2 separate regions of the Homo sapiens genome follow, and region 1 is linked to region 2. The links are chromatin contacts, found by Hi-C or POLR2A ChIA-PET in ENCODE. All regions are on one chromosome and are shown on one strand. Each heading gives the region's core, a stretch centred on a gene start or an enhancer-like site at or near the end of the contact. The rest is flanking DNA. Distances are from core to core; before and after follow the strand shown.

The links. Hi-C counts contacts between places; a loop is a spot of excess contacts on that map. ChIA-PET counts read pairs that join two places held with the same protein, here RNA polymerase II (POLR2A). Pooled maps may share reads with other maps.
Region 1: a pooled map shows a loop between it and region 2 (3-fold over the local background). The contact joins two enhancer-like sites. A Hi-C loop is called at or near these places in 1 of 50 pooled maps. POLR2A ChIA-PET finds 5 or more read pairs at or near these places in 2 of 52 experiments (A673 and activated B cell).

Annotation. Positions count from the first base shown.
Region 1 is chr14:69,353,017-69,355,796 of GRCh38, forward strand. GALNT16 (polypeptide N-acetylgalactosaminyltransferase 16) reads left to right here. Exons shown (of 15, transcript NM_001168368.2): 15 at 1-1,450. Among named protein-coding and RNA genes, the nearest start is that of ERH, 44 kb to the right of the region's middle. RefSeq lists enhancers at 1,198-1,297, 1,328-1,827. Within about 2 kb of position 1,520, at least 8 of the 41 ENCODE cell types and tissues checked have a DNase peak (open chromatin) inside an H3K27ac peak, as active enhancers do.
Region 2 is chr14:68,282,634-68,285,585 of GRCh38, forward strand. The region is part of intron 7 of RAD51B (RAD51 paralog B); the gene reads left to right. Among named protein-coding and RNA genes, the nearest start is that of RAD51B-AS1, 400 kb to the right of the region's middle. RefSeq lists enhancers at 732-801, 2,538-2,587, 2,638-2,697, 2,858-2,907. Within about 2 kb of position 1,283, at least 18 of the 41 ENCODE cell types and tissues checked have a DNase peak (open chromatin) inside an H3K27ac peak, as active enhancers do.

The DNA of each region.
Region 1 (2,780 bases), core at 270-2,769, 1.1 Mb after region 2:
GAGACCTCTCTCTCGGGCATTAATGAACAGCTAGTGCCCTGTCCCTGCCGCCAGGACCCACTGAAAGGACGGGTAGCCACACACATCCCTGAGTAGTCCCAGCCTCATTTGTCATTTTTGACTCCTGCTTTCTCAAAGGTTTTTGCCTCTGTCAATACAGCATCATGGGTGGTTGGAAAGAAGGGAACTTCCCTTCTGGACCAAGAACAGCCCCTAAGTCATTAGGGTTCAACCTCACCCTTATTCCCCTCCCCGCTACAGGAGCCCCTAAGTCATTAGGGCTCAACCTCACCCTTATTCCCCTCCCTACTACAGGAGGGATTTTCTTGAAGGGTCAGCTATTGCACTGTGCTGGGAGGCTGGCTGTGGCTCCTGTTTGTGAAGAGAACTCCCAGTTCCTTTTCACAGCCGCTGAGAACACATCCACACATCTACCCCACGGCCTTGTCTTGGAACTGCTCCTGCTATCCCCACACCCTGCTTCCTCACCCCACTGGCTCTTGGGCAAATGACTGTTGGTACCAGGACCCTGGGGGTCTCCCCTACAAAGCAGACCAGCCTGGGGCAGATATACCTACCACAGGAGCCCCCTGTCTTTCATAGGCCAAGGATCCACATACCCATAGAGTTCATGGATTCTAGAGGGTCTAGGAATCTCTTGAAATTGTCCCTAAAATACTGCATGTGTGTGCATACATGCATTTTCCTGGGGAAAAAGTCCATGGCTTCTAAAAGAGGTCCCTGATCCCCAAAGGGCCTGAACCTCTGCTCTGGATTGAAGCCACTGTCTGCCCAAGCTGCCACCCCCTAATCTTCCTCCCTGGCGTGCTCAAACTGCCATCGCCTGCTCCCTCCACACGGCCCTTGGGGTCAGCAGCCAAGTGTCTGTGGTCCGCAGCACCTGCTCTGGAGGGCTCTCCAGCAGTTTCGCCTCCTGACTCTCACCAGCGTCCTCTCGGCAGCACTCCCGTGCCCAAGTGCACCCCTCTGGACTTGCCAGCGCAGGCCCCTTCGCTCCCAGGGCCATGCTTTGCCTGTCCTCTGTCGTGATGTTTCTTCCGCAGCCAGGTGCAGCCTCAGATCCCCTGTTCATCTGGGAAGCCTCCTGCCACAGCTTAGGACAGAACTGGGCCCAGGGCAAAGGCCTCTCCCCAGAGGATGGACTAGAAGGCCTGGGCCACACTCGGGCATGGACCTTTGGGGCTGGGGAGCCGGGGCTGCGCCTGTTGAATGTAAGAGGACTGCTGACCAGAGGGCCTTCAAGAGGGTCTCTCTGTCCTTTGCTGTGGTCAGATCAGGCTCTGCACTTATCAGCCGGTCCTTTGTGGCAACGCAGCCCTGTTCTGTTTTTGCTTTTCCTCTTCTTGACCAAAGCATGTGCCACTAGCTGTCCTTGAGGACCTCGTCTTTATGAAACACACACCTGGAATAAAACCACTTCTTACATGTCCACATGCACCAGCGCCTTCCTTTCTGCCTCCAGGCCTAGCCCTTCAGCACACCCTCCCCCGCCTCGTGGGGAAAGTCCGGGCCTCCTTTCTGTAAAAGTGAAACTGAACATGCTCAAGTCTAGCCCTGTCCTGCACCTGGTAGCTTGCTCGTCGGCCTCCATGCCCTGTGGTGCCCCAGGAACTCCTGACTGCTCTGGTGGGGGCCAACAGGTGGCCCTACTGCAAGGGCAGGCCTTGGACCAAAACCAGGAATCAGCACAGGTCAGGTGGAGCCCAGGCTCCTGTGGCCTCATTATGGGATTCTACTTGGGGCTTAGAAATGGAAAGCAAATTGCTTCTCCAAATAGGTATTGCCCTGCCGCCGTGCTTGCCTTTAGCCAGCCCTCTCTCCTTCCCTGTGAGCCAGGCCTGTCCCCTCGGAGCTGCCCTCCCCTGCTCTACCACACAAGAAGGCAGTGGTACAAATTCAGGCAGGACATACTTCCTGGGTAAAAACAGCAAAATAATTCTGAAAAGAGTCTTACCAGACCAGCTTTGCTTGATTGGGTAGCAGATGCTCTGCCTAATGTTCCCATGGAAACCAATGGAAAACCCCCACCATGTCTGTGATCAGAAGCTGAACCTACCCAGGTAAAAATAAACGCTGCTTCAACATACATATGAACTGCAGCTGGCAGGCCAGCACACCACTAGCCTCTCCTGGACGCAACCATTTCTGCCCTCAGCCCCACTTTGCCGTGGGGCTGCTGATCTGGAGTTACCCAGAACTTCTGACCCCTGGGCCTGAGGAGCCTGGAGCAAAGCCCTAGCTGGCTGCAGAGAATACACCTTGGCTACAATGTCCAGCTTGGTCTGGGCTTAGGAGCAAGTCACTGTAAAAGACCTTGGCTGCAGCCTCCATTCCCCCATCCACCCCTCCGTCCTCTCAGGGAGCACAGCCCACCACCCACCGCCTACTCAGGGCTCCCTCCTGGCGCGCTGAGCCCCATTTCCACTCTCCATCTATTTTCACCCTCAGCCTTGGAGGGCTCTGGTGCTTGCTTCTCCTGAGTCAGGCTCTCTCCTCTTGCTTGCTCTCCTCCAAACCTACCTCTCCCAAAGCCCATTTTCTGTGCCACCCAGTTTTTTCCCTAGGAGATAAGGCTGTCAGCCTTTAGCCAGGCCCTGGAGGAATCAGCAAAAGCCCCAGGCTGGGTATTAACAGTTACGTCACTGGCAGGAGAGTCCCCCGAAAGCCTATGGGCAGGGCAGCAGAAGGGACTTCTGCACCAGGGCCAGACTCCCATTTGTACAGCAGGGAGCTGTTCCTGAGGATCCCTGGGCCTCTGT
Region 2 (2,952 bases), core at 33-2,532:
AAGAGCATATCTGATGAGGTGGCTAACTTGGAAATTTGTTCCTAGGCAGACCTTGTGACCTCTGTTTCAATACATAGTGAGTGGCCTTTGCTCCCATTTTATGCTACAGATTCACTCTGGAGATAGAATTGGTTGCACCTCTCCAGGCAGTGAGTTTGGAGAGCCCTTGGTGGTTAGGATGCCATTTGTGCTGGTGGCACAGAAATACAAGCAGTAAGCCCAGAGTTGCTTACTCTCCACTGGAGGTTTCTCAGAGGCTGGGGGGGACCCGAGACTCCTCTGCTTCAACTCCGCTCTACTATATGCCACTGGAAGTGTAGCTGAGGCTGAAGGGTATCAATGTTGGTATTTATCAGGTTGGACTCCCCCAAGTGCCCTATTTTCATACCTCCAAGGAGCAAGTGATTCAACAGAACTGTTTTCTTGGCCTCAAATGAGTCTAAGAAGGGGAAATCACTTAATACCAGCCGTCTGTGAGGGACCGATCACAAAGCTGTGTCTTTCTAATCCTCCTTGTAAATCAAAGGGAGGGGAATCCCCAGAGCCCAGGAGTACACATGAATAGAAAGCACCACAGGTAATAAAAACACCTAAAAAGGTCAGCAGAAACTCGGGGAGCTGCTGGAAATTCACCTCCTCTGCCTTTCTATGGGACTCAGTGGGCAGTGATCAGGTAGCAGGCAAGGATACCCAACTACACACCAAAGCAACTTGGCCACAGGACACGTACAGTGCAGCAGAAGGCTGGTAGGATAGTTTCTTCCACATCCATGTGAACCTCAGAGTCATCTGACCATTGGCCTTGTTCTCTTCCAGGTTCTAGCTGGCCAGAGACTTTTTTGGCCTCATACTAACTGCAAAATTGCACACAGTTGGCGAATACACCACTGGAAGCCACTGTGGCTGCATTGTCACAGTTCACCAATTGTGCATGTTATTTCCTGCAGTGGGCCCAAGATCACTGACAGGATGCCGTCGGGGTTGGGCTGAAGGTGGAAACAGCACACTAGCTTGCTGTTTGTGGCCTCTTTACAACTGCCGGCCCCATCTGAGATCCGGAACCAACACGTGCTAACCTCAGCCCATTGGGGCCAGTGGGGCAGCCAGCAGTGGAACCATAGCTCTCCACACCTATGTCTATGGCACGGTAGCTGCCGGCCCACAGTTTCCACTGCATCCCCTTGCATGTGCACCCCAAGAGAAGTAGGCCAAAGAGAAAGCTGCCTTAGGGAGCCACATGGTTATCTTGTGTGTTTACTTTTGCCAAATGGCAGACACAATTCTACTTCAATGCATTTTTCTGAACTCAGTGGTCAAAAGTAGCACGGAAGCACTACTTGCGTCAGCCCCCTCTGTGATTGAGCGAGTGTGTGCTTGTGCAAAGCTGAGGAGATTTTTTTTCACCTCCTCCTTCTGCATTCCCTCAGACTGAGCCACTCTCTTCTTTAGGGGCTCCCCTACTAGGCAGAGTGTTTCTCTAGCTTTGCCTGTGGATTTCACAGTGAAATCTACAGAAGACAGTTTTCCTCAGGGCTGATAATAAGAGGTATGAACTTATTAAGATTGGAAGCATTCTCACCATAAACACAAATTATTTCAAGTTGCTCCTTCATCCCCTTTTCCTTGGCCACTGCCATTGGTTCTGTGTAGGATGGATTTCTTAAGGTTGAAGATAAGCAATGCAAAGGTGGAATTTTGAGTACAGCACTCATCCTAATGTGGGTGAAATATATGAAACATTTATTCTAAGCAGACTGCTACATTAACAGTTGTTATACATTCATTCTCTGCATATCTTTTGTGGACTCAACACTTTTAGGTACAGAGAGGTTAGGAGAATTTCCCAGAATTGCACAGCAGGTTAGTGACAGTGCCAGAAATAAAAGTCTGCCTGACTCCCACACCCATGTTTTCTTCAAGCCAAATTGAAGTTTGGCCTCTTCTCCACAAATATTTCACAAGAAAAATTCCCCACAGCCTTTCAGAATTTCCCAGAAAACAATTGTTGTGCAGTCCTTCAAGATGGAAATGGCAGGCTGGAATATTGAAACCTTATCAGCTTTTATTCTAGAACTGACAGTTGATATTTTCTGAGCTGAAGCTAAGATAAAAGTTTATTTTTGTGTTTTTTTTTTTTAATCGTGGAATGATTTTTGATTTTCCAGAGCATGGCAAAACTAAGCCAGCAAATACTAAAACCACATTTGTTTTTGTGACGCTCAAACTCCGTAACAAATATTGGGTATCTCTATACAAAGCTGGATGTGGACAGGAAGGGTTTGGGATGGGGAGAGGCATGCGTCTGGGAGCGTGGCCTTTCTGGACCTACCCTGTTCTCACTCTCTTCCTTCTGCCTCTTGCCCTCATTGCTTTCCTTATTCTCTTTCTTCCTCTTGTCTCCTTCTCACCTCCAGCTCCTACCACAGCAGACAGGTTGGGGCAGACACCGTCATGGTTGGGGAGCAGGAGGACAGCATGGGGAAAACCACTCCAGGCCTTTCTCTCAAACCTTAGTGATGAAAGGACTCAATGGACCTGAACAATTTCTCACAGGAAAGTTCCGGTCTCTGTCTCCTTAAAAGCAAGGCATTCAGTAACCCTTAACAGAGCCAGGATTAAAACTTGAATTTCTGACTTATCCCAGGCCTCTGTTTGGATAGAAAGGCTAGGTCACTGTCATATATGGCAATTAGGATCACTTCAGATACAAAAGTAACATTTTTAAAGCTGTGCCTTAAGCAGAGAGACCATTTTTAGTACAAAAAGGAAAAAAAGATTAACTGTGCCTTCAGAGCTGATGAAAGGCAGAGCCTCGTCACTTTGAAAGCATTGGATTTAGTGCCAGGCGGGTTGGTGAGTAGACTCAGCACCCACATTCTCTTCTTGCGTCTCTCTCTGGCCACCCAGATTATCCAGGGGCTGCTGTTTACTTGAGAGCTAGAAGTATCAGGA